Regions from separate parts of the Mus musculus genome. Here region 2 is linked to region 1. The links are chromatin loops, found by intact Hi-C in ENCODE. Cell type or tissue: left cerebral cortex. All regions are shown on one strand. Each heading gives the region's core, and the rest is flanking DNA. Links, peaks and the distances in the headings are about the cores only. Region 1 overlaps Bcl2 (B cell leukemia/lymphoma 2). Region 2 has its middle 99 kb from the start of Gm41928.

What was found. A loop is a pair of places that touch in the nucleus more often than their neighbours do. Peaks named below come from ENCODE experiments on the same cell type or tissue, not always from the same donor. Only the 100,000 strongest peaks of a DNase experiment are listed, where the experiment ranks them.
Region 2: it touches region 1 in a loop (2.3-fold over the local background); 3 of 42 quality-filtered maps call a loop at or near these places.

Annotation. Positions count from the first base shown.
Region 1 is chr1:106,595,453-106,610,824 of GRCm38, forward strand. All of the region lies in intron 1 of Bcl2 (B cell leukemia/lymphoma 2), which reads right to left. Gm37053 (a long non-coding RNA gene) reads right to left here. Exons shown (of 2, transcript XR_878433.2): 1 at 9,768-15,372; 2 at 8,311-9,733. Among named protein-coding and RNA genes, the nearest start is that of Gm37053, 12 kb to the right of the region's middle. In left cerebral cortex, for the core only: no CTCF peak of the experiment used is centred there; a DNase peak (open chromatin) is centred at 7,688.
Region 2 is chr1:106,416,673-106,432,044 of GRCm38, forward strand. No RefSeq gene overlaps it. Among named protein-coding and RNA genes, the nearest start is that of Gm41928, 99 kb to the right of the region's middle. In left cerebral cortex, for the core only: CTCF peaks have their summits at 8,662 (motif pointing right) and 8,865; DNase peaks (open chromatin) are centred at 8,666, 9,004, 11,050 and 11,766.

The sequences.
Region 1 (15,372 bases), core at 3,366-11,365:
CAAGAACAGGATATTGGTGCTCAACACCGTCACCAGCCTCCTCAGGTGGAACTGTGCTTCCCTTTTATGTGAAATGACACTCACGCTGAGTGAGCATCTGAGGTGGGTTTTCTGGTGAACTCGCTGGCTGTAGGTATTATACATGAGCAATGGTTGCTGCAAAATTAATGCTGGCCCATGGGTCAGGATACATTCTAAAGCTTTCTGATGCATTATGCGGAGAGTCTGAAATGCTGCCAGCAAATAAGATGCCAAACTAACAAAGCGAGTTTGAAAAGAGCGGCACAGTGGGTCTACTTAGCTGGGCTCTTGTACTTGATTAATCTTTAACTAATTAGAAATCCTTAAATGCCTCAAAGCAAAGTGTGGAATATTAAAAATAAAAGATGGCCTGGTTTTCATTTCTTTTGCATTATTAAAAATAATCTAGAACTATATTGGAGACTTTTTAAACTCCTTGTAATTCAAGTGTTTCATCCTCTGAGCTACACACTCAGCTGCCACATGCTCTAGGTTCATCTAGGTTGAGTCCCTGAAGAAGGTAAGACTGAATGATCTCTGCTTTCATGGGAATAAAAAATCAAATGAAATAAAGCTGTGGTCTTATGCTGAGTGAGAGGGTCAGTCTTGGTTGTCAACTTGACTAGATTGCAAGGCACCTAGGAGATTTTTGTAAGCACCCCTCTTCACTAGGATGTGTCTTTGAAGATTTTCTGGAGATGATAAACTAAGTGTGGAAGAGTCACTTATATTTAAAGTGACTCTTCCACAGGCTGGGGACCGCAATGGAAGAAAACAGAGAAAGCCTAGGAGTGTAACTCTGCTCTCTGCTTCCTGACTGCTATGAGGTAAGCTACTCTGCTCTGCTCTGCAGCACCAGCCCCACTCCCCAATCATGGCATTCTGGACACTCTGAAAGCATAAACAAAACAAGTCCTTTGTCCTCTAAGTTGTTCCTGTAAGGTATTTTGATATAGGATAAGAAATTCTGACTAATATATAAAAAGAGTGGTACATTTATTAATACGACTTGGTAGCACATAAGCCACAATGGACTATGACCTTAGTCTTTTTGTTCACTGCAGTCAGTATCTTTGATAGCCAGCAAAGTGCCCTCTATATGGCACACACTCAATAAATAGTCATGATTCAGCTGCTGTCAGCCCTTGCTTCAAACCCAATGACCTGAGTCCAATCCCTGGTATCCAAAAGGTATGAGAACTGACTCACAGGTTGTCCTCAGACCTCCATATACAAGTTATAATACACACATTGTGCACATGCATACACATGTAAATAAATGTTAATACAAAACAGAAAATAGTCATTGAATGATGGAATGGATGGAAAGGGGAATTAAGTTGAATTTGGAGGTTAGTTGGATAAATAACCTAGCATGTGTGATTTAAGACTTGTTTTTATTTTGACAGTGTGTGTGTGTGTATGTGTGTGTATGTATTTGTGCACACACGTGCACACTGTGTGTATGCCCATGGAAGCCAGAAGAGGGTGTCAGATGATTAAGTTACAGGAGATTGTTAGGGGTCTGATGTGGGTTCTAGGACCTGAACTTCAGTCCTCCAGAAAAGCTTTGAGTTCCTTAATCATTGAGCCAACAGTGCAGACCCATACCTAGTATGCTTTAATAGAAGAACTACATTCAGAAAGTGTACCCAGATAAGCATTTCATAAATGCAGCCCTTTGTAAGATAAATGATGGATACTGTCTACTAAAAAGACTGGGGAATCAGCTCTACTGTGATAGTCTGGTTTCAAGAAGGTGGTCCTAGGGTGAAAGGAAGCAGAGTATATTCAGCTTGAACTTGGCTTCTGTCCAGCTGAAAGTTGGCCTTGAAAAGCCTTGGCACCTCTGAAGCCACCTCACCAAAGAGGTTGTTGGTTGAAGACCTTCATTTGCCAAACATTTCCATGTACTTTCCAGGCAGTAAGCACAGGGTTTGGAATGATGTAATCATATTGTATGGGTGTCCCCAACTTCAAAGTTGGGGATGCACTAGAGTGACTCTGGGGAAGAAGAAAGCTCATTGCTTGGGAGGGGGACCTGTGTTTGTCACCAAGCTTCCAATTGGAACCTGGCTTGCCCACCAAAACATGGTGGCTTTGGGTATGTCACTTCATTTTGGTCAAGCAGATTTTAGTTTCAGCAGTTTTAAACCATCAACACACCCAGTTTTAGACCCCCCCCCCAAAAAAAAACCCCAGTTCAAGAGCTTCTGCCTGGGCTACTGCACCCTGGGCAGTATCTATCTCCATGACCTTGCTGGTCTGAAAAGTTACACATGCAGAAATGACAGGAAGAAAAAGTCACTCCTTCCTCTCCTTTCAGGAGTGACTGCTCACAGCTGCTCACATCTGGCATGCCTCAGTGGCGATCACTTGCATGGCTCAAAAAACCTTGAGCTTTGAAAGTGAAATAGGGGACTTTTATCTTCAAAAGGAAAATTAAAGGCCTGGAGTAGACCACTAGGGACCTTTTTGCCCCACCTGGATAATGGTGGGTATCGTTACTCAATGTGCAGCACTACAGGTTTTTTATGAATAGGCTAACACATACCTTAAGGCTATAAAATAGTGCTTTAGGATACAACGTGTTGATTCAGATACAGAATAAAATACTGTTTGCATTATAGGCTTTTAATGAAAAGTCTAAAAGCATGCCTACTTAACGAATCTCTACTTTTATGGGGCCTGCCTGAAAATGCCTACTTTACAAAGTCTAACTATGGGTGGTCTCACACCTAGAAGTGGCACAAGAATCCTTTGTCCGGCCATGGGTTTTAATTTTTGGTATGGAAAAATTCAGTCACCATAATTATAACCCCAGAAAGTAAAGACTTTTAAATTCTATGCGGGAGAGCTGTGGGAGCTTGTAACGTTCAATAAAACTGTAATCTAACCAGCCTGTAGGTATGCAGGGATCTGCACTGTGCAAGTTTCTCTCTGGCCCATTTGTTGGAGTGTCTTATATCCTCTAGTGAAACTGAAATCTCTGAGAAAGAATTCCATATTACCTAGATCCCTATAACCTTGACCAACCAGGGACAGGGTTTGTTTTTTTTTTTTTTTTTTTGTTAAATGAACCAAAGAATCTTTCAGGAAAACCACTCAAGAAATATGTGGGAGTTAGAGGAAATCAATGCACAGCTTGTTTAAAAACTGCTCTCTGAGGCTTAGAGATATTTAGAATATATGCCTTAAAAGGCTCATTTATGGAGAAAGTTTATCTGTGGAGGTTCTGAAGTAAGAAGAAGCTACACAAAGAATCGATATTAATTAAATATTGATGAAGGGTGGGGGAGTCTGGTTGTGTTATTTAGTCCCTGGGTTACCCAAAGGGGCTTCTTGACTAAGAAGACTGCCCACACTAGAGGAAAGGACACACGGTGTGCTCATTTCTCTCCCTTGATGGTCCTCTTGGCTTTGCAATGGGAAGATCAAAGCCAAGAGAGGGTATGGAAAAGTAATGCAAGCCACTCACTGTGTGTGGTTAATATGCTTAGTTAACTTAGGAGGCATGGCCTTTTATCATGTGGGAAGAAGTACAAAAGCCTCTAGACACAATGTTTGTTACTTGAAAATAAATTTAAAATTTTTAATTTAAAAAAGAAGCCTACCATGAAGGCCAAGGGCTAAAAACCATCTCCGATTCCTAACAACTGTGAGCATCCTAGATGGGTGGGTTTTCTGGCTTGAATTTCTCAGATTCTTGTATCTCAATTTTGTCCTGCACCTTACTTTCCCTTTAGAATTATAAACAAGAAATGTCACTATTTTAGCATCATGATCAGATATCTTTGACTGCATTTAGCCACCAGAAGTAGCAAATTTCCTTTGAACTTATCTTCTGCCCATATTTTGATTTCTTAGAACAGAAAATAGAATAGAATAGAATGTACTGGTGAGACAAAAATCATGTTTTCCTGAAACAGTAAGAAACCATGTCGTGTTGACACATGACTGTCAAACACTGTGTAGAAGCAGATTCCAGGGTCCTCAGGAGGATGCTGACATGGCTAGAACCTGCCCTTCAGTGTCCTTGTCACCTTCTCAGGCTGGATGTTCTCAGCTGCCTGTCCTACAATGGGCATTCTCAGAACACCCACTTCTCAAACCATTTTCCATGTTCCTGCTAGTGATGATTTTAGGACCAGTGTGACTCAAGAACTCCCAAGGTGGCTCTTGCTGTCATCTTCTGCTGTAGCCCTGCAACCCGGTGTCAACCACTGAGTTTTCAGGAGTGGCAGCTTTAGTGCAATAACATCTGGAGGTGTCAGACATGTCTACAGTTAGTTTTTTGTATCTTCACAGATAGCAATTCAGGGAGAATATCAAAGAGAAGGAAGGAGGTGGGAAGTAGGAAGGGAGGAGCAGAAGGAAAGAATAGAAGAAAATCTTTTGATAAGATAATGTAATATTCAACCTCCTATCCTTATGAATGTCAAATCATCATCAAATATTTTAAATGCAGATGAAAATCATTTTAATGAGACTGGAGAGGTGGGGTATATACCCAGGGAAAGCATTATTTTGTTGGCAAAGCAGATGGCGGGTAGAGGAGAAATATTAAACCAGGGAAAGCCTTGGGTTAAGCAAGGCTGTCCATTGGGTTGGGATTTTCTCCATGGAAAATCTTAAAGTGCTTAGTATAATATTGCTTCAAAGGTAGATTCCATTGGATCTTTTAGGTTATTTGGACTTTATTTTGTAAGAAGTTATGTTTGCTTTCGTAGCTCAATAAAGTAGCTGCAAGTCGAAGGAGAGAACTCAGGTGCTGTAAGAAGAGGGCTTTAAGTCACTAGGAGAGAGTGTGTGTGCTAACAAAAGGAAGGCCAGACAAAGCAAGGCAGCCACGTACTCATACCCACCACACACACACACTCCACATACACACCTACACACACACATACATACACACAAGCACACACACATACTCACACACTACATAATCACTCATACTATAACACACTATACACACATCCTACACATGCCCATACTACACATAAATGTATACACTAAACCTGCATCACACACATCTCCACACATACCCTCTACACTTACACTACAACACATTACACACATCCTACACATACCTACAATATGCACAAATGTATATACTATACACATATCACACACCCTCACACATAAACATACTACGCACACACTGCCATAGTCCACACAAACACTACACACACTCACACTGCAACACACTACAATCACCCCCTATACAGATCCACACTGCACACAAATGTACACATTACATACACATCACACATACAGTCACATACTCTAGTCATACACACCACACATCTCACACACACACACACATCACACACACAGACACACACACACACACCTTTGAAGTAGGCAGAACCACACCTAAGCTTTAAGGATTCTGAGCGTCTGAACACACACATCTTACTGTTTTCAGACTCTTCCTGTTTTGTTTGCTGGAGTTTATTTTTGCCTTCACTCTGCAGAAAGCCTCACAGATAGGCTGGGTGATTTTGTTGTGTAGAAACCTCACCTCCTTAAATTCTCAGAATGCAGGCAGACACCACTACCGGTGTTCTTAGAGTTAGAGTCACACAACTCCTCGCACCAAACAGCAAAACCAAACCCACACTGCGTTAGGATCCCTGCCTTTATTTCCATGCAGCTTTTTCTTTATGACACAGGAAACCAGATAGGAGGCACCAGTGAAGATACCAAACAGTGGGCTACTAAAATGTTCTCTGCAACACGTATAGCAGTTAAGTGACAGATTCATCCTCAAAGGTATGATATCATCTGACCCTTTACAAACCTTGCATCAGACAGGAAGATTCTAGACACTTTTGTCACTTGTTAAAATTGATTCGGGACAATAAATTCTGACAAACATAATTTTTAAGGGACTTATAAAAATGTATTCTCATCTTTCTCGGTAGCATGATAGCCAAAGGCTAAAAATGACAGAGATAGGATGTTGAGTCACGTGATGGCTGTCATATAAGACTGGGGAGCTTGCTGCAAGGTGTGCCTGGATGGACCAGGCATCTTCTGTTAGCTGCACAAAGAACTGGTGCCGCAGAGGAGAACACTCAGAGGGGTAAGGGCTGTTCTTTCTGAAGATCTTTGGTTCCACTGCTACACTGATACCCAGTTGACTACAGTATACTAACAGACCATTGTTAGCTTCATGCAGAATTTTCTTTCCCAAGCTGCTTACATCTTGAGCATGTAACAAGTTATTGTAAGAAAAGCCTACATTTTCATCCAACACTGACATTAAGACTTACTTAATATAACTAGAATGTTTGGAAACTCAGATTCCCGAAAGTCAGTTGAACCTCACAAACCTCTCTATGCCCACCACCCCAAAGATCTACATGGGTGAATGATAACCAATATATATATATATAACTGAATGAAAGAGACTATTACACATACTGTCAAAGAAGGCATGGCTTTGAAATAGGGTTTATTACACAGATAATTAAAGGCCAAGTGTGGTGCCATGTCCCTTTAATCCCAGGACTCTGGATACAGAGGCAGGTGGATCTCTGAGTGTAAGGTCAGCCAGCGCTACATTCAACAACAACCACAAATTTATTTAGTTGGTTAGTTGGCTTTCTGCTACTCTAACGAATGCCACAAATAAATGAATTTAGTTAGGAGGGAAGGTTTATTTTAGCCCATAGTTCTTTGGCCCATTTCTTTGGAACTGTGGCATCTCAGTACTCTATATGAAGGGAGGTCTGTTCACCTATGGTGATGAGGAAACAAGGAAATGAAGAGGATCCATTAGGGGTTCCAATATCCTATCCAAGGACACATCCCACCGACATATCTTCCTCATACTATATACCCCAAATTCTAAAGGTCTTACCATCTCCCAATAGTGCCACAGGCTGGTGACCAAGCCTTCAACTCGGGCTTTGAGCGGGGGAGGGATCACTATATCAGCATATTCCCTCACTTAATGGATCAAATGCTGACTGCGTAAGTCTATAAAAGCTAGCTTTACTAGAATTCACAGCCTGGTTGTGGAGAAGACACCCTGAGACCATAACTAAACTGTTTGAGTCTCAGTTTACTTGTATGTGAAATAGAGAGACTTGGCAAATCATTTCCAAAGTTACTTTCAGCCCCATCATTCTATGACTAAATATTAATGTGGGCTCTGCCCTGTAAAAGACACTCTGCTAGATGCCATGCAGCAAACGAACAAGCAGAGACACGATCCAAACCGTGCCTCTTCCTGTTTATGGTGTCATTGCTTGGCTGCATTTCCAAACGGCCATCATAGCTACTTTGATTTGGTCTCAAGTTTCTCTTTAAATGTATGCCTCTCTTTGATGTTTAGAGATTCTTAGTCAAGTGGAGCTTGTGCCTATTTGAGTGAGCTCTGCCAGTCCGTCCCTATCTTTACCTTTGCCTTGCATTTCCTCTGCTGACAGGGTTTGTTTTCTTGGCACCAAACACCAGTGAGCAGCTTTGCAGTAAGGAGTAGGTATGCCCAAGCTGCCCTCTTTTTTTTTAAGGTCCAGATCCATATAGTTTCCTCTGCTCCCCAAACTGGGTCCTTTTCCCTCTCTTCTCTCTCAAGAACCAGCATGTTGGCCCACAGCCTACAGCCTGCATGAGCGACCTGTTTTAAAATCTGTGCATGTCGGACCTGTCAACATCCAGGCTCGGGAAAACAGACTGCCCTTGAGCAGAGCAGCTTTGCTAATCAATCATGCTTCAGAGAGTGGGCGGTTTGTACACAGGGACCACTTTGCTGTGACCAAGCGCCTATGAAAACATCTGAGGGTGAATTCAAGAAAAGGCAAAACAGTGTACTTTTCACGTCTGCTGCAGGAGGGCTGGGACAAGGTTTTATTTAAAAAACAACTCCTCCTTCCTGAAGGCCAAAAGTAGGCACACGGACTCAGACAGAATTCCTCTCAAGATTTACTGCGGACAGAGATAAGAGTTGAGTCTCTGCTTAGACACTGTATGTGAGGGCAAGTACAGAAACATGACCATTCCATTGTATGGTTAAGGTCTTTATTGTGATTAAGAGAGAGCAGAGGGAAAAAGAAGCAGACTGAACATGTATGTCCGGCATGCTGAGCTTGTCCAGAGCCATCTGTGAGAGAGGAGAGAATAGTGCGGAATAGAGAGGACAGAGGTCATAGAGGATAGCAGGAGACAGAGAGAGCACGGAGACAATAGTAAAAACATGGCTGTAGGAGGATGAATAGCTGCAGGGTGATTAGGGCAGATGAAGAGGTGAGAAGGAGAGATGCTGCTACCAGGACTTTGAAATGTAGAACAAGAACCTGTGGGACTGTGAGTGCCTGGAAGCACAAATGCTTACAAGACAGGCAGTCACAGGTATATGCCAGTGGAGCCATGTGTCTCTTCTGCCAGAGATAAGGGACATGACTCCTTTGGGCAATTGGGAACTGGTTTCCCAAGTTCCTGAAGAATGCTGGCTTTTATCTAACTGCTAGAAATCCTCCTGTGGTCCAGGTTGAGTTCATTTCTGGACACTTGGGCCGCCTGAGACCTAACAGACATGAGTTCACAGGCAAAACGAAACTCTAGGATGTGCTCCAATAATCAGAAACCAGAAATAAACTATGTTCAATAAAAAAAAAGTTTCTTACGGAATAAATCAAGTGGGACCACCAGTAAGGTGCAAATGTGCCAGTGAGCAAGGCAAGCAAATTGACACCCTCTGAAGCTGAGTTAGATACGAAACACAAAATTGCACTAATGAGATTCCATTAAGGGGAAATTTGCCACAGTTTGCTAGGTCTATGTCCTGGCTATAACGTAACATACACACTGGGACAGGTCACAGAAATCATCAGGCTTTTAAATGTATACTTGCTGAGATACTATATGCAATTTAAATGCCTCTATGGTAACTCTCGAGCAAGACCCAAAGCATCAATATATGAGGCATATCTCCTTATTACATACATGTTACTTTATTCAAAAGCATTTGATTTACAGATTTCACATGTTTGGTTATTTTAGAGGTAAGTTTGGAGCTGGGCAGAGGTCTCACTGAGTAAGAGTGCTTGCTGTAAAAGCAGAAGACCTAGGTTCAAATTCTCAGCAGCCACATAAAATCAGGGCATCAGTTTACGTGCCCATAACTCCAGTATTGAGGCAAAAACAGACAGATCTCAATGGTCAGTGAGCCTAACTACATTAGTGAGCTTAGGTTCAGTCAGAGAGTCTATCTCAAAGGATAAGGTGAAGAATGGTAGAAAAAGTCACCCAACATCTTCCTTTGCCTTTCCTCTTCGCACGCATGTAATATACACATAATCTCTGTCTCTGTCTCTCTTTCTGTTTCTCTGTCTCTCTGTCTCTTTATCTCTAAAGATAAGTTTATAATTAACTAATTTTAAACTCTTTTCAGTTTTAAAGTCCCTAAATCAGTGACAGAAAACACAGGCTTAAAATAACCAGAGAAATAACACGAGAGAAACAGAATACATAGATAACTTGGAAAGCATTTGCCCTTTAACCCAACAATCCCATTCTGGGGATTTGCCATGTTCACATATGAACTGAATTATGGCAAAGTGATATTCTGGGCAGTATTTACAACACCAGGAGACTGAAATAGCCAGGTGTCCATGAGCAGGAGCTGGTTAACTATACCTGCTGCAATGGGGAGCTGGTTAACTAGTTATACCTGCTGCAATGGGGAGCTGGCTAGCTATACCTGCTGCAATAGGGAGCTGGTTAACTAGCTATACCTGCTGCAATGGGGAGCTGGCTAGCTATACCTACTGTGATAGGGAGCTGGCTAACTAACTATACCTGCTGCAATGGGGAGCTGGCTAGCTATACCTGCTGCAATGGGGAGCTGGCTAGCTATACCTACTGTGATAGGGAGCTGGCTAACTAACTATACCTGCTGCAATGAGGAGCTGGCTAGCTATATGGAGTTCTGTAATGACTCCAGGGAACTGCTCATTCTGCATTCCTTTCTCCTCTGACTCTGAGGTTAGCTCTCTTTTCACTAATGAGATGTAAGCAAGTACAAGGCAATAAGGCGGCTTCTCAGTACCTCCATGTTGGGGCACAGTCCCCTTTTGTTTCTGGGCCCATTTGAAGTATTCCAAGTAAACTTGCTGAGAGAACTGATTGCAGGTGCTGTAAGGATCTACCAGCAACCATGGCAACCATGGAACAAGCAAGGCTGTAGGAGTAGCGTAGCCTTATGACTGTATCTACACATGTAAATTCTGGCAAGACCAGCAGAAAATCCACTGGCTGACCCACAGAACTAGGGAGTAATAAAACAGCTGTCGCTGAAGCCACTCTATTATGGAGTACCTCAGTGATACAACCTGGTATCTCTCAGAAGGTTGATGCTATGAAGGCAGCATATCAACCATGAAGAAAAGAAGGGCATCCTATCTCGAGAATACACTGTTATGTGAACAAGCTGTCTGAATAACAAACAGCATTGTTTTGTGTAAGAAAGAACAAAAGAAGAAATATATCTCTATATATGAATACTTACATATGTATATATTCATATAAATGTGTGTGTGTGTAGCACAAGGAGACACTAGACATATACTCAAGAAATAAAATGTGGCTATCTGCATCTATGGAGAGAAGGGACAACAAATGAGATGGTTGAGGATGAGTGGGTAAAGTTACCAATAAATAACTGTCCTAGTGTTTGAAAGGTACAAAGATAAAGCAAGGGAGAAACGCCATAGCCTGGAAAGGCAAAAATTCAAATTGCCAACCATATTTCTGCAACAAAGCTATCCTTCATCTCATGGCCTTCCTGTGATACAGAATCACACTTCCTCATAGCATGTGCAGTTATTTAATGACACCTTCTCTTCTGTGCAAGATTGTAAGCACTTTTGGAGCAGAAAACACATCTCAGGTATCTCAGTCGGTTCAGCAGCCAGCAAGCACCATGTGAGGCACAGAGCAGGAAAGCACTACAGTCTTGTGAAAAGAAACTTTCAAAACACTCTGGGAGAGGTGAGATGGCTCAGTGGGAATGACGACTGCAGTTCCTTCTCCAGAATCCACAGCATAGAAGGAAAGGCCAGCACCCATGTGGCAGTGTGCATGTTCCCATACAAATAAGTATATAAATAATGATGACGCCACGTAAAGAACACTGGTGAGTCCCAAGGAATCCGCACCTCAATTTCTTCTGTAGGACTCCTGCTGCACCATCTTCTAGGAAAAAAGTAAGCATTGTTTATGGCTTTAGCATGTGTCTCTCTCAAATGTACCCTGAGTTACTGGGAGAGGGTGAATTATATAAAAGCTAAATTTGAATGCCATGAGAGGCAAAAAAAAAAAAAAAAAGCAACATAGGTTCTTTTATTTTAAAAACTAACAAAAAAAGGAGCTAGAAAAATGAAAAATGATGTTTGTCTCATTGTTTCTTGTAAGTCACAAAGAGACTCCTGTGGAATATGCAGTAAGATGGATTAGTGGGATGTTGAATGTGCTGAGCTGGGAGGCTTCATTGCACCTCAACAGAAGTCAGCATTCAACGACTGCGGGATGCTATGTATTGACTTCAGTGCTTCTAGGAAAGGCGAGACCACAGCTTTCTCTGTAAACCTTTTCAAGAGCTTAACAGTTCTCACTGGAAACCTCTTTTTCCTTTGAAGATGTGCCTTTCCTAGTAAGTCTTAAAGTCCGTCTTCTATCACAGCACACTGTCTACGTGTCTAACCTCATGATGGCAGAAGCTCTTCTGAGAAGAAGTCTGAGGCACCTGGATGGTGCAAACTGTACCTCTCTCTCTCTTGATGAAGGACTCAGAGTTACTTCAACCCTTATGTGATCTTGGACCACATGAAGAGATAGCATTATGTAGCACTGATACTGTATCTGGACAGCAATGGGCAATTGCTAAGAATTAAAAACATGCTAAAGATACATATGTAAGAAAGAGAAGAAACTAATTCTATATATCCAATTGTTGAGAGAAGGAGGGCGAACACTTGTTTTCTACCTATAAAATTCATAAATATTTGTTGGAAAAAACATGAACACAGCAGTCTGAGCATCAGGAAAAAAAACACATCAGAGCCATAATAGTTCTAGACCAATGGAGAGAAGAATTTAAAGATGGCCAAGGGCTGGTGCTTATAGAGGACCACAGTGCTTCCTGAAGACCTATGTGGCTCTGAATGACTGCCTGGTGCAGAGGGGTGCAGATGTTTGGGAAGTTCACTGTAAAGATCTGCCTCAACTATACCTAGTTCACACAGACCATCGGGATAGACGCCTCCTTATTTGGTATAGAAAAAAATTCCTGGGACTCATACTAGTTTCAATTTAGTTCTTATGCTATTTTAATTCTGACTGTGAAATTTGGAAACTTCAAAGAAAAGTCTGGATAGAGGCTTGGAATGTTTAAGCTAGCCCAGACTCCACACTCTATGGGCACCATATGGTTTTTCTACCCTTGACTTTGTAAAAAGGAGAAACCGGGTGTAGGAATATACCTTTGTAATAAAAGTCTATTCAAAGGCATGGAAGGTTTATTTGATATATGAAGGAAGGTATTTGACCAGGGGGACACTTAGCAAGAAGAAAATATGAAGCTCTAAGTAAATACTGCCCATCTGCTCCTGGCCCCACCACCTGGCTCTTATTCCTTCTCTGATAGGTTTGAGCCAAGCAATTTTGTTTTATTTGTGCGCTTTGAGAGGCCACCTGTCGTGGAATAGACTTATACATTAAACAAAGTGAACATTTCATATTTCTGTGTTTCCCATATGATTTCCCTAAACAAAAAGCACTTATTTCACCTTAAGCAGATTTAAAAAATGCTGACTCTGACAAAAGGTATAAACAAGGCAATCTTTTGTTTATGAAGACTGTTCGCAGCCCATCCATAGAAAGACACCCTCTCCCTCCCCAACTCTGGGGAGTTAATCCATCCACACATTTTGGTCATTTCCCTGGCTCTTGTAAGCTACAGTGAAGGAAAAGCATTTTACAAGGGAACATGGTATATTTGTGCTAAAAACAGGCACCACAGAAATCCAGAGAAGGGAGCCAAAAAAAAAAAAAAAAAAAAAAAAAGCCAGGCATACAAGTCTAGAGAGCAGGCAACATCTAGGGATGGTATTTGGGGAAAGGGGGAGAAGGAAAGGGAGGGGGAGGTGGGGAAAGGGGAGTACTGGGTGAGGATTTGAAGCCAAGACTGCCTGATAGAGGGAAGACTTTGAGGAGTCTCTAGCTCTCAGGCTAAGGAACGCAGGCCTTTTCCTTGAAACTTTAGCTGTGGAAGTTCTCAGGCAGGGAATACAAACTTTGCAGAAATACTTTGGCCTGAATAGCGTGTAGGAAACCCCTGTGGTTGTGTGGACCTTCAGTCTCTATGGGAATAGACACAAAAGAGGATTACACGTGAGTGGCCACTTGACCTCCAGATGGCCTTCCTTGCTCTACTTGGTGCGACTCCTTTAAGGCCTTGCTCTGAGTAGAACAGCTTTCATGCACTGCAGCCTTGCTCTACCAGGAGTGTTACAGGGATGGTTTGGGTCTCATGGAATTAGTGTCAGCTCAGGCCAGTGTGTAATTGCTTCCTTTATTCTAATACAGTGTAGTACTTTACCATGGAAGAACACTGGGAGAGGAGAGATTACAGCATACAATGTGGACAATGTGGGCAGCATTGTGGGGTCTCTTCTGTCTCCCCTTCACTCAAAGAGCTCTGTGTCTATGAACTGGATCGAGGTTAGGAATCAACAGAGGTGCATCACCTTTAATATTCACGTTAGGATTTCCTGGTCCTGACCCAGAAGTTTCTGCTTCTACTAGTGAGTATTTTTGTAGATTCTTCACCAATTTCCCATCTAGGAGGCCATGGGGATAAAGTCTGAGAAGAAGAAGAGGCTGTGAGGGGATATATGCATACAGAAGAAGGGGAAGATGGAAACCAGGAGGGCCGAAGTTGGAGGACAAGATCTGGTCTACATTACCAGGTGGTGCCCTAACAGCAATCACAGGGGAGGATGAGCTTGGAGGAGGAGGGACGGAGATATGCTGAGATGGTGCTAGGCTGTCCCAAGTCAGCACAACCAACCTAGAGTTGGAAATATGGAGAGACATGGGAGCAATTCTAGTCAGTACACACAGTTTTGGATAGCCTACAATGTGGGCCCTACATGAAAGGATGTCAGGGAGAAGATGAACTACCTGGGAGAGAAAAGGCAGAGAAGTGTCTGAAGACCTGGGCTAAGCTGAACATTCTAATTCTCCAACCAAGGCAAGGCAGAATAGCAGGTCTGTTGCACAGAGGTGGCTGTTCAGCAAGGCAAAGAAACGCACGGTGGTGGGAGCAAGAAGGTCTAGCATAGAAGAGAGACTTAACTGGAGAAAGGTAGAGCAACATGGCTCTGGAAGATCACTGAAGTAGCCCTGCTATTCCTTCCCACACAAGAGTTTCACTGGCATACTTGATCTGATCTCTGGAGTCGTAAATAGTCATGGGAATCGGACCAGATGTGGCAAGTTGTAGACTCAGAACATGACGATACAGCTTGAGAACGCTTAAAAGCACACGAAGGTAGCACACCGCATGGCAAAGAAAAGATACAGGGGTCTGGGGAGATGGCTTAGCAGTTAAACACTTGCCCTGTGTCTTAGTTACTTTTCTATTACTGTGATAAAGACACCACGACAAAGACAATATAAAAGAAAAATTTAATTTGGGGCTTACGATGTCAAACCACCATGACAGCGATCATGGTAACAGACGCGATGCTGGAGCAGCAGCATCTTGGTCAGCAAGTAGGAAGCAGAGAGAGCTAACTGGAAATGGCATAAGCTTGTGAAACCCCACAGCCCATCCTGCAGCATGTCTCCAACAATTACACAGCTCCTAATCCTTCCCAAACAGTTGCACCAACTGGAGATCAAGTATTCAAATAGATGATCCTGCGGAACCAATTCTCACTCAAACCACTACACCATACAAACAGGACGAGCAGAGATTGGATCTTCAGAAATCCACGTAGATGCCAGGTGGGCTGCCTGCCACCTGGAGGGCAGAGATGCGGATTGCCACGTCAAGCTTGTTAGCAAGCCTAGGTACACGATCAAGCTTTGGTTTTGATTGAGCAACTGCTGTAGTGACTAAGGTAGAAGACTAACCAAGGATGGTTCCTGACATTAGCCTCCACTTGCACAGATACACAGTGCATGCATTAGCATACCCACTCATGCGAACACACACACACACACACACACACACACACACACACACCCATATTCGTATGAAGTTGGGAAAAGAACAGAAAAAAAAAGTGACTGTTTTAAGGCTACTATTTTCTGGAACCGGGGAGTCTTCAGGGC
Region 2 (15,372 bases), core at 4,395-12,394, 180 kb before region 1:
TTTTGTATCTGTTGAGGCCTGTTTTGTGACCAATTATATGGTCAATTTTGGAGAAGGTCCCGTGAGGTGCTGAGAAGAAGGTATATCCTTTTGTTTTAGGATAAAATGTTCTGTAGATATCTGTTAAGTCCATTAGTTTCATAACTTCTGTTAGTTTCACTGTGTCCCTGTTTGTTTCTGTTTTCACGATCTGTCCATTGATGAAAGTGGTGTGTTGAAGTCTCCCACTATTATTGTGTGAGGTGCAATGTATGCTTTGAGCTTTACTAAAGTGTCTTTAATGAATGTGGCTGCCCTTGCATTTGGAGCATAGATATTCAGAATTGAGAGTTCCTCTTGGAGGATTTTACCTTTGATGAGTATGAAGTGTCCCTCCTTGTCTTTTTTGATAACTTTGGGTTGGAAGTCGATTTTATTGGATATTAGAATGGCTACTCCAGTTTGTTTCTTCATACCATTTGCTTGGAAAATTGTTTTCCAGCCTTTCACTCTGAGGTAGTGTCTGACTTTTTCCCTGAGATGGGTTTCCTGTAAGCAGCAGAATGTTGGGTCCTCTTTGTGTAGCCAGTCTGTTAGTCTATGTCTTTTTATTGGGGAATTGAGTCCATTGATATTAAGAGATATTAAGGAAAAGTAATTGTTGCTTCCTTTTATTTTTGTTGTTAGAGTTGGCATTCTGTTCTTGTGGCTGTCTTCTTTTTGGTTTGTTGAGGGATTACTTTCTTGCTTTTTCTAGGGCATGATTTCCGTCCTTGTATTGGCTTTTTTCTGTTATTATCCTTTGAAGGGCTAGATTCGTGGAAAGATAATGTGTGAATTTGGTTTTGTCATGGAATACTTTGGTTTCTCCATCTATGGTAACTGAGAGTTTGGCCGGGTATAGTAGCCTGGGCTGGCATTTGTGTTTTCTTAGTGTCTGTATAACATCTGTCCAGGCTCTTCTGGCTTTCATAGTCTCTGGTGAAAAGTCTGGTATAATTCTGATAGGCCTGCCTTTATATGTTACTTGAACTTTCTCCCTTACTGCTTTTAATATTCTATCTTTATTTAGTGCATTTGTTGTTCTGATTAATATATGTCGGGAGGAATTTCTTTTCTGGTACAGTCTATTTGGAGTTCTGTAGGCTTCTTGTATGTTCATGGGCATGTTATTCTTTAGGTTTGCGAAGTTTTCTTCTATAATTTTGTTGAAGATATTTGCTGGCCCTTTAAGTTGAAATTCTTCATTCTCATCTACTCCTATTATCCATCAGTTTGGTCTTCTCATTGTGTCCTGGATTTCCTGGATGTTTTGAGTTAGGATCTTTTTGCGTTTTGTCTTTTCTTTGATTGTTGTACCGATGTTCTCTATGGAATCTTCTGCACCTGAGATTCTCTCTTCCATCTCTTGTATTCTGTTGCTGATGCTCGCATCTATGGTTCCAGATTTCTTTCCTAGGGTTTCTATCTCCAGCGTTGCCTCACTTTGGGTTTTCTTTATTGTGTCTACTTCCCTTTTTAGGTCTTGGATGGTTTTATTCAATTCCATCACCTGTTTTGTTGTGTTTTCCTGCAATTCTTTAAGGGATTTTTGTGTTTCCTCTTTAAGGTCTTCTACCTGTTTAGCTGTGTTCTCCTGTATTTCTTTAAGTGAGTTATTAAAGTCCTTCTTGATGTCCTCTACCATCATCATGAGATATGCTTTTAAATCCGGGTCTAGCTTTTTGGATGTGTTGGGGTGCCCAGGACTAGGTGGGGTAGGAGTGCTGTGTTCTGATGATGGTAAATGGTCTTGATTTCTGTTAGTAGGATTCTTACGTTTGCCTTTCACCATCTGGTAATCTCTGGAGCTAGTTGTTATAGTTGTCTCTGGTTAGAGCTTGTTCCTCGAGTGATTATGTTAGCCTCTATTAGTAGACCTGGGAGACTAGCTCTCTCCTTAGTTTCAGTGGTCAGAGTACTCTCTGCAGGCAAGCTCTCCTCTTGCAGGGAAGGTGCCCAGATATCTGGTGTTCGAACCTGCCTCTTGGCAGAAGTTGTGTTCCACTCACCAGAGGTCTTAAGATCCTGTGAGGACCTTGGGGGTGTCCAGAAACTCTGCGCGCAAAGAACCCCGGTGCTGGAGTGGACTGGAAGGGACTTGTTCCCCTGATCAGGCCGGGTTATCTGCTTCCTTAATTAATGCAGTCTCAGGTCCCGAGCGATTGGATTGGAGCAGATGCTGTGTTCCACTCACCAGAGGCCTTAAGATCCCGTGGGGAATCCTGTGGGGGTCCTTGCGGGTGTCCGGAGACTCTGCGGGCAAGGAACCCCGGTGCTGGAGTGGACCAGAAGGGTTTTTTTTTGAATTTTCTGTTTCTATTCTTATGTCTCCCTTTTTATTTCTAATTTTGTTAATTTGGATACTCTTTCTGTGCCCTTTAGTTAGTTTGGCTAAGGGATTATCTATCTTGTTGATCTTCTCAAAGAACCAGCTATTGGTTTTGTTGATTCTTTGAATTGTTTTCTTTGTTTCTAATTGGTTGATTTGAGCCCTGAGTTTGTCTGTTTCCTGCCCTCTCTTTCTCTTGGGCATGTTTGCTCCATTTGTTGTAGAGGTTTCAGGTGTGCTGTTAATTTGCTAGTACAGGATCTCTCAAATTTCGCTATGAAGGTACTTGGTGCTATGAATTTTCCTGTTAACACCGCTTTCATTGTGTCCCATAAGTTTGGCTATGCTATGCTTAGCCTTTTTATACTCTAGAAAGTCTTTATTTTCTTTCTTTATCTCTTGCCTAGACAAGTTACCATTGAGTAGAGAGTTCTTAAGTTTCCATGAGTATGTGGATTTTCTGTTGTTTTTGTTACTATTGAAGTCCAGCCTTATTCTGTGATGATCTGATAGAATGCATGGCATTATTTCAACCTTCTTATATCTGATGAGTCTTCTTTTGTGTCTGATTATATGGACAATTTTAGAAAAGGTTTTGTGAGGTGCTAAGAAGGTATATTTTGTTTGGGGATAAGATGTTTGTAGATATCTGTTAGATCCATTTGGTTCATAACTTCTGTTAGTTTCACTTTTCTCTGTTTAGTTTCTCTTTCAATAATCTGTCCATTGGTGAGTGTGGGGTACCAAAGTCCCACACTATTATTGTGTGATGTTCAACATGTGTTTTGAACTTTAGGAAAGTGTTATTTTGTTTGTTTGTTTGTTTGTTTGTTTGTTTCCCCTGAATGTGAGTGCCCTTGCATTTGGGGCATAGATATTCAAAATTGAGGTTTCATCTTGGTGAATTTCTCTTTTGATTAGTATGAGGTGTCCTTCTCCATCTCTTTTGATAATTTTTGGTTGAAAGTCTATTTTATTGGTGTGATGGTTTATTTATGCTTGGCCTAGGGAGTGGCACTATTGGGAGGTGTGGCCTTGTGGGAGTGGGCTTTAATATCCTTGTCCTAGCTACCTGGGAAATAGTATGCTGCTAGCAGCCTTCAGATGAAGATGTAGAACTCTCAGCTCCTCCTGTGCCATGCCTGCCTGAATGCAGTCCTGTTCCTGCCTTGATGATACTGGATTGAACCTCTGAACCTGTAAGCCAGCTGCAATTAAATGCTGTCCTTTATAAGACTTGCCTTGGTCATGGTGTCTGTTCACAACAGTAAAACCCTAACTAAGACAATTGGATATTAGGATGGCTATTCTAGCTTGTATCTTGGGACCATTTGCTTGGAAACATTTTTTTCACCCCTTTACTCTAAGGTAGTGTCTATCTTTGTTGCCAAGGTGTGTTTCATGTATGCAGCCAAATGATGAATTCTGTTTACATATCCAGTCTGTTAGCCTGTGTCCTTTTACTGGGGAATTGGCTCTATTGATGTTGAGAGATATTAAAGACCAATGATTGATAGTTCCTGTTGGAGATGCATGTGTGTGTGTGTGTGTGTGTGTGTGTGTGTGTGTGTGTGTGTGTGTGTGATATTCTCTTCTTTTGAGTTTGTTCTAAGATGTTTAATTTTTGGTTGTTTTCTTGGGTGTAGCTACCCTCTTTGTGTTGGAATTTTGCTTCTATTATCTTGTGTATAACTGGATTAGTAGAAAGATATTGTTTAAATTTGGTTTTGTCATGGGATATCTTGGTTTCTCCATTTACAGTGATTTAGAATTTTGCTGGATACAGTAACCTGGGCTGGCATCTGTCATCTCTTAGGGTCTGTATGACATCTGTCCAAGGTCTTCTGGCTTTTAACATCTCTATTGAGAAGTCTGATGTATTTCTGATACCTTTATATATTACTTGGCCTTTTTCTCTTACAGATTTTAATATTCTTTCTTTGATTTGCACATTTAGTGTTTTTGTTATTATATGGTGGGAGGATTTTCTTTTCTGCTCCAATCTGTTTAGTGTTCTGTAGGCTTCTTGTATGTTTATGGCCATCTCTTTCTTTAAGTTAGGGAAGTTTTCTTCTGATTTTGATGAAGGTGTTTTTTGACCCTTTGAACTAGGACCCAATCTTCCTTCCTTCCTTTCTTTCTTCTTTCCTTTCTTTCATCCTCTTCTATTTCTATTATTCTTTGGTTTGGTCTTTACATTGTGTCCCAATTTTCTTGGATGTTTTGAGTTAGGAATTTCTTACCCTTTGTATTTTTTTTAGAGCCATGTATCAGGATCTTCTATGCCTGAGATTCTCTATTCTATCTCTTATATTCTGTTGGTGGTGCTTGCATCTGTAACTCCTGATTTCCTAGGTTTTCTATTTTCAGGGTTGCCTCCATTTATGATTTCTTTATAGTTTCTATTTCCATTTTTAGATCTTGGATTGCTTTGTTCAATTCCTTCACCTGTTTGCATTTCATTAAGGGATTTATTTGTTTCCTCTTTAAGGACTTCTATCTGTTTGCCTGTGTTTTTCTGTATTTCTTTACGGGATATATATATATATATATATATATATATATATATATATATATATTCTCCTTAAAGACCTCTATCATCTTCATGAGATAGGATTTTAGGTCAGAATCTTGTTCTTAAGATGTGTTAGGGTATCCAGGGCTTGCTGTGGTAGGAAAACTGTTCTGATGCTGCCAAATTACATTGGTTTCTATTGCTTATGTTCTTGTGCTTGCTTTTTTCCATCTGGTTATCTCTGGTGTTAACTGGCTTGGGTATCTTCAACTGGAGCAGGCCTCCTGAGAGGCAGACAGTACTGTCTCTAGTTAGGGCAGGTCTTCTGTGTCCCTGTGTCCCTAGTTATGCAGACCTCCTGGGAGACAGGTAGGCTGTGGGAATGGGAGGGAGGCTTGCTAATCTGCCATGGGTTCAGGTGGAGGTGCAGACTGAAAGAGCATTCTTTGTGTTTTTACAATGTATTTATGTGACTCTGTGACTACTATTATATATGTACATGTACCATATGTGTGTATGATGCCAAAAGTGACCAGAAAAGGACATTGGATCTCCTAGAACTGGAATTATAGGTAGTTGTGAACCGGCTAGTATGGATGCTAGGAACTGACCCCAGGTCCTTTGTAAGAACAGAAAGTTCCCTTGAACAACTGGGCTATCTCTGCAGTCCTGCTTTACGTCACTCATAGAATAGACTAAACGGGTTAATTGGGATATGAACTAGTTGGGGAACAAGCCCAAGCTTTTGACCTAGGCATTTATTCATAAATAATAAGTCTCAGAGTCGTTATTTTGGGAGCTGGGGGTCCGTGAAAAAGCCCACAATACAGTCCCTTATCAAATTCATGCTTTACAGTCCCTTATCAAATTCATGCTTTATAGTCCCTTATCAAATTCATGCTTTATAAATGTCATTAAGACGGTAAGGAAATCTACAATGTCAGTGGTTCCTTCTTGGGTTGAAAAGTCATTACAACCTACTGTCACCTAGGGCTTCTCCTATTTATGCTTCATATTTTGTTGCTGTGATGATCCCATCTCTAAGACAGAGAAAGAGAAAAGGTAGGGAGAGCTAGGGGTTTTTGTTTGGTTTGTGTGTTTGGCCACAGTCTGAGGTGCCAGCCCGTGATGGTGTAGAAGGTACAGCAGCAGGAGCTTAAGTCACATTAGATGCACACTCAAGACCCAGAAAGCACTGGCATGCTCAGCCAGCACCCTCTCTTCATCCAGTCTAGGATCCAGTCCACAGAATGATGCCACCCACTTCCATGTGGGTCTCCCCACCTCAGTTAACTTAATCAAGATGATCCCCCACCTGAGGCAGGTCCGGAGGCTTTGCCACTCGTGTGAATCTAAGAACTGCCATGTTGACAATCACCATTAACTGTGCATAGCCATTTGTAGTTATATTTTTGGTGTTATGTATAAAGTTAGTTTGTATATTCTTTGTTATGTGTAAATGTTCACTTTTCGAGAATCAATTATTAAAAAGACTATTGTTTCTCTACTAAACTGCTTTTCCCTTTTGCCAAGGATTAACCCATACAGTCTGAGGTCTCTGTTATTTTTTACTGAGTAATTTGTTCTCCCTTCACTTAGATTCCATTTTGATGTATATGTATACATATGTGTGTGTGTGTGTGTGTGTGTGTGTGTGTGTGTGTCTTAGTTAGGGTTTTACTGCTGTGAACAGACACCATGACCAAGGCAAGTCTTATAAAAAAAATTTAATTGGGCTGGCTTACAGGTTCAGAGGTTCAGTACATTATCATCAAGGTGGGGAGCATGACAGCATCCAGGCAGGCATGGCGCAGGCAGAGCTGAGAGTTCTACATCTTCATCCAAAGGCTGCTAATGGAAGACTGACTTCCAGGCAACTAGGGTGAGGATCTTATACCCACACCCACAGTGACACACCCATTCCAACTAGGTCACACCTATTCCAACAAGACCACACCTCCAGATGGTGCCACTCCCTGGTCCAAGGATATACAAACCACCACCACCACACACACACACACACACACACACACACACACACACACACACACACACACACAATATTAGCTTTGTGTGATATATATGTATATATACATACATACATAATATGAAGTTGACTGGTATCAGTCTTCTGATATTTTCTTTGGTGTTAGCTGTGTTTTTTCTTCACCCCAAAATTGCAGAATTGGTCTGTCAAAAAAGTCACAAAATGACTTGGATTTTGGTTAGGGTTATATTGACTATATAGCTAAATGTGGGAAGAGTACACTGTCTATAAACATGGAATATCTCTCCACCTATGTAAATGTTTTCTGATTATTTTAACGACAGCTTTAATGTCTCCTCTTCTAATTGAGAAATTTTTTAAAAGATTTATACATAAGTATTTGAGTTTTGGTGTTAACACTAGTTGTGCTGTTTTTTTAATGTCAAATTCCGGTAGGTGCTACAAAGAAAGCAACTGGCTTTACACTAGCCTGTGTCCTGCAGCTTGGTTACTGGTGAGTTCCTGGGGCCTCACTGTTAATGCTCCGCTGTCTTCCATCTGCAAAGGTGGCGTGTGATTTCTTTCTGATCTGTGTGGTTTTATGCTCTTTTCTTGTGTTGTTCACCTGCCACAACTTCCAGTGTGGTGTTGCGGAGAAGTGGTGAGCCTTTCTGTTGCTGACCCTACAGGGAAATCTTAGCACTGGTAAGCAGGAGTTTAGTTACAGCTATTTTATAAATACTGTATAGAATTAAAGGAATTTCCTTTATTATCTTGCTGTTGTTGTTGTTGTTGTTGTTTTTTCGAGACAGGGTTTCTCTGTGTAGCCCTGGCTGTCCTGGAACTCACTTTGTAGACCAGGCTGGCCCTGAACTCAGAAATCTGCCTGCCTCTGCCTCCCAGGTGCTGGGATTAAAGGCATGAACCACCATGCTCGGTTCTTATTATCATTTCTTATTGTAGTTTTCTTTTGGAATTGAACACCTTTCGTGGTGTTTACTCGTAGTTTGGGTGCATGCTTATGTGAAGTTGCTATTCTTTTACCATTTTTCTAGTGAGTTGCTGTCCTTAGGATAGTTCTTGCACAGGTGGCTGAATATATCATATATATTTTCTCACACTCAGCTGCCTTGCTCTTTCACCTTACTAATATGATCTTTTGATGTGCAAAATATCTTAATTTCAATTAGGTCTCATTTGCCATTCTCTCTGCCTAAGTTTATGCTTTTGTGGACCTAAGTTTAGGCTTTTGTTTTCTTCTGTCCCCGCTTTGTGTATGTGTGTGTGTGTGTGTCTGTCTGTCTGTCTGTCTATACGTTGTTCTCTTTTTGATGCAAGGTTTCATGAAGCCCAGAGTGACCTCTAACTCCAGGTCTTTCTGCTCTCACTTCCTGAGGGCTGGGCGCACCCACACCAGGTTTCTGCATGCTGGGGACAGAACACAGGGCTTCCTATGAGCAAGGCCTGGACTCTGCCAAATGAGCTAGGTCCCCAGCTGTGTTATGGTTTCTGTAGCTGTGGTAAAATAGCAAGACCAAAGGCAACCTGGGGAGAAAAGGGTTTATTTCAGCTTACAACCCTCAGATCCCACTCCATCACAGAGGGAAATCAGGGTAGGAACTCTGGGCAGGAACCTGGACACAGAAATTGAAGCAGAGGGCACGGATAATAATGCTCAGAATTCATTCCATTTCCTCACAGGTTGTACAGATTTAAGAAAGTGTTTGGTTGTGAGCAACAATAAAAGCAAGAAATGAGGAAAGTTGTCTTTGAGTCCTGGAACAGGCGCTTACAATTCATCACAAAGCCACTAGGGGTCAGAGTACGATAGCTGTTTCAAACCGTGAAAACACACAGCAAAGCAGTTTATTCCGTAAAGAGAAAAGAAAAACCCAAAGTGGCTTTGCCAAAATAAAAGCAAAAATATAATATTTTAAGCTATCCTATATTTACACCAATAAAGCTCATTGATTATCAGGTGTGGCTCTACTTTTGCTGTGTTTTGTGAGACGAGGTCCCATGCAGCTCAGGCTGGCTATGTGACTGGAAATGACCAACTCCTGATGCTCTTGCCCCCACTCCCCATGTACTGGGATTTCAGATGTGCACCCTCACATCTGGATGTGACTTTGTTTTTAACTTGAAAGTCAGTGAATCAAAATGCAATTCAAACCTATTATTGTGCATTTCCAGCTTGGCCACTAGAGTGTGTAAATGCAGGTATGTGATGGTCACGGCCCTCAGAAAATGTGTGGCTGAGACAGGAGAGCAAGCAGACAGGAGGCATTCGAACTTGACAGTGCTCTGCCCTTGTTTGCTGTCATATGACTTTAGAAGATTCTAAACCTTCGTGTACCCAAGAAAACTGGCTTCCAGCTCAGCCTTGTTGTGGCTTCAGAAACATTTGAAATTGTTGCTATATGATCTTTTCCATTGGATCATTCCTGGCTCACACAGTGGAGAGAGATGATAATGTCATAACCACCTAGCTGCCAGGTACAGTGGAAAAAGCAGCCGGCAGGTCCCAGCTGGTGCGGCCTTTTAGCATCTTATCAGAGAAGTATTTGATGTGTTCATCCTGTGCATTGGATTGAAGTAACTTTTGGCTAACAGAGTCCACACTTCCCAAGCCCTATGGGATAAAGATGAAAGATGACAGTCAACAACAACAACAAAAAATGTTACAGAACAGGTTTCTCCTGGTTCATTTTTCCAAAAAATATTTATGAACGCTGAGCTCCACCTGTGGCATCCTACGGGCTTCAAAGATCTGTCAAAGAAATAAGACTCTGAAGCTTCAGGACAGTGGGATCTGTGACAGTTGTGAGGGGAGGCCAGGCAGAGGAGGCCAGGCAGAGGGAGAGGAGTCTCCACCACAGAAGGACTAGAGGAGCTGACACGGAGGCTTCAGTTACCTTGACTATGTCCGGGCATCCGGCAATAACACAACTACAATGATTATGCACTTCTGTGATCCACTGTGTCCTGTGTTCCTACAGAAAACAAGACAGAACAAAACAGGAGCATTCCTGTTGAACCCAGCTTAGAACAACACTAGCAAACATAAAAGGGTGTGTCCCATGCTGAGGGTAAGTCCATATTCACACCCACGAGTCATCTTCGGAGAGAAAAACACTCAGGCAAGAGGCCATAGCTGTTAAAACCAATAAAAGATGGAACCAGTGAGGGTAAATGTGACTTGTATTTGAAGAAAACCAAAATAGAATGTCTGGAAACAACAAAAACAAAACAAAACAAAAAAACAAAAACAAAAAACGGGGCTATTTGAACTGCTTCAGGGCTGGGGGTTGGCTAAGCCACTGTTTAGATAGATACAGCTGAGTTTGAAGGCTGGAAGATAGAACCAAGTGGGGATTTGTTACACATGAACGATAGAAAGATCATTATACTCCTGATAGGAATTCAAGAGAGTGGAAAGAGATAGTGTCAAGCCTCAGAAATATAATAAATAAGGTATTTTTAGGATAATTCCTCAGCTCCAAGCAGTAGGGACTCTTGAAAGAGAAACAATGTCATACCCAGACACAAAAACGTAAACCTGCATCTCCTGGGTGGATATGTGGATTAGAGAGAGGGATGAGGGGATTCATGCACAGAGAGAATGGCTGTGTTCTCAGTCTGACAGAAGTTCTCAGAAGCAAAGCACAAACCAACAATGTAACCCCAGTGTAGGCTTCAAAACCCAGCAAGGGGCTGGTGAGATGGCTCCACATGTACAGGTGCCTGTCACCAAGCCAACAACCGGAGTTAAGTCCCTAGGGCCCTCATGATGGAGAGAACTGACTCCCTCAGAGAATTCTCTGATGACTTCCGGTGTGGGTGTGTGCACACTGCGCCCACCTTCATCCTAAGCCCAACACACAAGTCATTCAAAAGTAAAATACGTTCAAGACCAGCCTGGTCTACATAGAGAGTTCCAGGATAGCCAAGTCTACAGAGAGAAACCCTGCCTCACAGGAGAAATTAAAAAAAACTCTTCAGGAAAAGGAACTTCTGGGAGCAGCCTCTACCCATGACTGACAGGACTCGGTATCGATATACTTCATCTTCCAGTTCCTGAGGCACAGGCAGCGTGAGCTCACCAGCTTCTGGCACACTGGCTGACTGCATTCCCTGACATTATTTCCCCAGAGTCTTCGTGTCTCCTGGCTTCATCTCTGGAATCACTCTGAAATCTCTCTCATTCAGAGGGGAAAAAGATCCCCAAAATAGGTATTTTCCTCCAACAGTGGGACACGGTCTTCAATCAAACAAAAATTAAGAGTTTAATCAGGTCTTCCAACCCCTCCACCCAAATACTTGGAAGAAAACAAAAGCAGGCAGAATGTAAAGGTCTGAGTGGGATACGTGTACCCTCTGCTGCCTGCAGTACTTTTTACCCCCAACTCCTGCCTCATAGGAGGAAAGTGGTGAGAGGATGCTGCTGGATGTCTAGTCATCCCACTAATCTCCACCCTGATCCCGACTGGCCGACGTCCCTGTTTCTCACTCTCCAGAGGGTCCCCCAACTCTGTAGAAAGAACAAGCTCCAGGAGAGTTCATCCATTTCCCCAGAGCCCCACCCACCTTCCCAACCATGTCCCCCAGTTGGAGGCAAACAACTATCTTTGGGATTCTCCACCCCCTCTGAATTAGTTTCCAGAGATGAACCCAGAATATGCTATAAGACTATGGGGATGTAATGCTGGGGAGAGAAGTCAGCCAACGTGCCAGAAACTGAAGCATGCTATGCCTGTCTCCGAGGAACTGGGAGCTGAGGTATCAATGCCTGTCAATCATGGGTGGAGGCCGCTCCCCGGACTTCCATTTCCTGGCACTTTGACCAGATGTACAGGTGGCAAAGGAGCCGCAGAGTAACAAAAGGTTCTCAGAACGAGAAACAAGGCACCAGCTGTTGGCAGTGAAGCCGGCCAACACTAAACGGGGAGGGTGGGTATGTGGGCAGGCTCTGGCAGTGTCTGCTGTAGCCCTTCAGTTCTCCTCTCAGGAGATGTCCCTTCACAGATAAACACCCCCTTCAAACTGATGACTGTCTCACTCATAGAGAGTGGGTGATTTTATGTTGCCTGTGAGCATTTTCTTACTGAGTCCCTGGCCCCAGCTCTGTGACAAATATTACAAGGGGCCATGGTAGAGAATCTCACTGTTATGAAGGTGATATCTATAAACATCAAGGCATGCCATCTGGCAGTGCCGATGGCCCGGCAGGCAGTCCAGCGAGGAGCCACACATCCTGCAAACTATGAAGTTACAGCTGTTGCTAGACCCAGCAGGTGAGAAGGCTGTGGAAGCAGGAAGTACAAGCCCTTAAACTTGTTGCTGAGAAATACAGAGGAGGGGAGCGCACCTTTCTCATACTGATATTTGCCAAGATTTGAGCACTATAAAAAGAGACAGAAAGGGACAGAATTAGAAGCACACCTTTGCCACTCCTAAAATAAGTTGGAATAAAAAGCTTTCAAGAATGACGGGGAAAATGTGGGGTGGATAGCCCCACATGCTCTAATTTAGCCTGGGTTGTAGCCACAGCGGGTGACCTGTCCCATCCCACTGATAATGAGCCAATTTGCTTTTTCTTTTGTTCATTTTTATGGTCTACAATTTTACTTCCAGTGTGCAGTCCTTTGTTAGGTCCCTAACAAAGCTTGGACATTCATTATTTGGAAAAAAAAAAATGTCCTGACCCTTGCTTCTTCTCACTTTAGCTTCCTCTCACTCTGAGGCAAACCTCTGGGAAAGCATGCCTCTATCTCAGTGGTTGTTAATGAAGCCACCATAGCTGCTATGACAGACAAGCCTCTCTACCTTAGGAAAAAGAATTATGTCAGGAACCACTCTGTCCCTAGACAGGCTTACCAATCTTATTAAATATCTATTTTAGCTTTATCTATCTGTTCCATGTAACCCATTCCTTTATTACTCGACAATCATTACATCACATCCACCAGCCAGCCAGAGCTATCCCACCCATGTGTCATGACTTAGCATCACCATCCATCCATGTAGCCAGCCTGACACAACACACTCTTCTCCCTTCTCTACTCCCCATACCTCTACCCCCTCTCCGTCTCTCCGTTTCTCTCTCTCTCTCTGTGTCTGTCTGTCTGTCTATCTGTCTGTCTGTCTAATTGAGTTTCTTGGAGATAAAATACTGAACTAAGGTTTGAGGTAAAATCACTTTACTTCCAAGGGGTCGAGGATTTCATGGCATTCTTAGAACTTTATTTTTTTTTATTAGGTATTCATTACATTTCCAATGCTATCCCAAAAGTCCCCCACACCCTCCCCCACCCACCCACTCCCACTTCTTGGCCCTGGCGTTCCTCTGTACTGAGGCAGATAAAGTTTGCAAGTCCAATGGGCCTTTCTTTCCACTGATGGCGGAGTAGGACAACTTCTGACACATATGCAGCTAGAGACACGAGCTCTGGGGGGGGGGGGGGTACTGGTTAGTTCATATTGTTGTTCCACCTATAGGGTTGCAGATCACTTCAGCTCCTTGGGTACTTTCTCTAGCTCCTCCATTGGGGCCCTGTGATCCATCCAATAGCTGTCTGTGAGCATCCACTTCTGTGTTTGCTAGGCCCTGGCATAGTCTCACAACAGACACCTATATCAGGGTCCTTTCAGCAAAATCTTGCTAGTGTATGCAATGGTGTCAGCGTTTGGAGGCTGATTATGGGATGGATCACTGGGTATGGCAGTCTTTAGATGGTCCATCCTTTCATCTCAGCTCCAAACTTTGTCTCTGTAATTCCTTCCATGGGTGTTTTGTTCCCAATTCTAAGAAGGGGCAAAGTATCCACACTTTGGTCTTTGTTCTTCTTGAGTTTGTTTCATGTGTTTCACAAATCGTATCTTTTAGATATTCTAAGTTTCTGGGCTTAATATCCACTTATCAGTGAGTACATACCATGTGAGTTTTTTTGTGATTGGGTTACCTCACTCAGGATGATGCCCTCCAGGTCCATCCATTTGCCTAGGAATTTCATAAATGCATTCTTTTTAATAGCTGAGTAGTACTCCATTGTGTAAATGTACCACATTTTCTGTATCCATTCCTCTGTTGAGGGGCATCTGGGTTCTTTCCAGCTTCTGGCTATTATAAATAAGACTGCTATGAACATAGTGGAGCATGTGTCCTTATTACCACTTGAAACATCTTCTGGATATATGCCCAGGAGAGGTATTGCGGGATCCTCAGGTAATACTATGTCCAATTTTCTGAGGAACCTCCAGACTGATTTCCAGAGTGGTTGTACAAGCTTGCAATCTCACCAAAAATGGAGGAGTGTTCCTCTTTCTCCACATCCTCGCCAGCATCTGCTGTCACCTGAATTTTTGACCTTAGTCATTCTGACTGGTGTGAGATAGAATCACAGGGTTGTTTTGATTTGCATTTCCCTGATGATTAAGGATGTTGAACATTTTTTCAGGTACTTCTCAGCCATTCGGTATTCCTCAGGTGAGAATTCTTTGTTTACCTCTGAGCCCCATTTTTTGATGGTCTCCATTCTTGCATGGAGACTGTTGCCCATATAGGAAACACTGAGGGGCAGAAGGTGAGTTGCTTCTTTTCATTTGGGTGGAAATTATTTTCTCAAGAGAAATTTGCCAGTTTTCCCACATTTGGTTGCACGCACTCTCAGGAGGGAGAATGAAACTTGGACTCTCAGGAATGCTAGTGCAGTTGAGCGGGGGGCCAGCATCTTTCTGAGAACTACCTTCTCTCGCTCTTCCTTCTGGAGGTTTTCATGGGTGTCACAATGAGCTTAATCACTTTCTGGAGGATTCTGAGGATTGCATGCACTAGCAGTGGGTGATCCTAGTTGTTCTCTGACACACAGTCTAAGTCAAAGTCAAACTCACTTGATTCTAACCACTCAGGCTTTCCTAGGCCTGCCCACATTCCTGAATAATGATACGGAGGCTTACTTACTTATGAATTAATTCCTAGGCTACAACCTAGGCTTGCTCCCTTACTAGGTTAGTTTACGTTAACCATTTATACTATTTATTGTATGGCTGCTTAGTTACTTCTCAGTCTTATACGTCCAACAAATCTTATTCCCCCAAGTCGTGGTGGTGAATCATCTTGCCTGACTCTTTTCCATAGTTCCTATCTCTCTTGGAACTCTTGCCTGTTCTCTCTTTCCCAGCTATAGGCCATTTAGCAATTTATTGACAGGTGATGTTTCATCACAGTGCACAAGACATTATCCCTACACCTCCCCCTTTTAGTCCAATAAAAGGCTCTTTCTTTAACATCAATAAACTATATACAATACGAACAATTATAAAAACTATCAGGTAAGAGTTACATTCATAATGTCCAGTTCTTTGGCAAACTTGGAGAAAGTACTTTATTGACTATTCTATTTTGATGAGACCAAAGTTCTGAACCTGATTCACTTTCTATCATAACTTGCATTTATCAACCTAAAAATATCTTCTTAGACCTTAAATTATTTCTTAAATCCTAAACAACTTGGGTCTCAT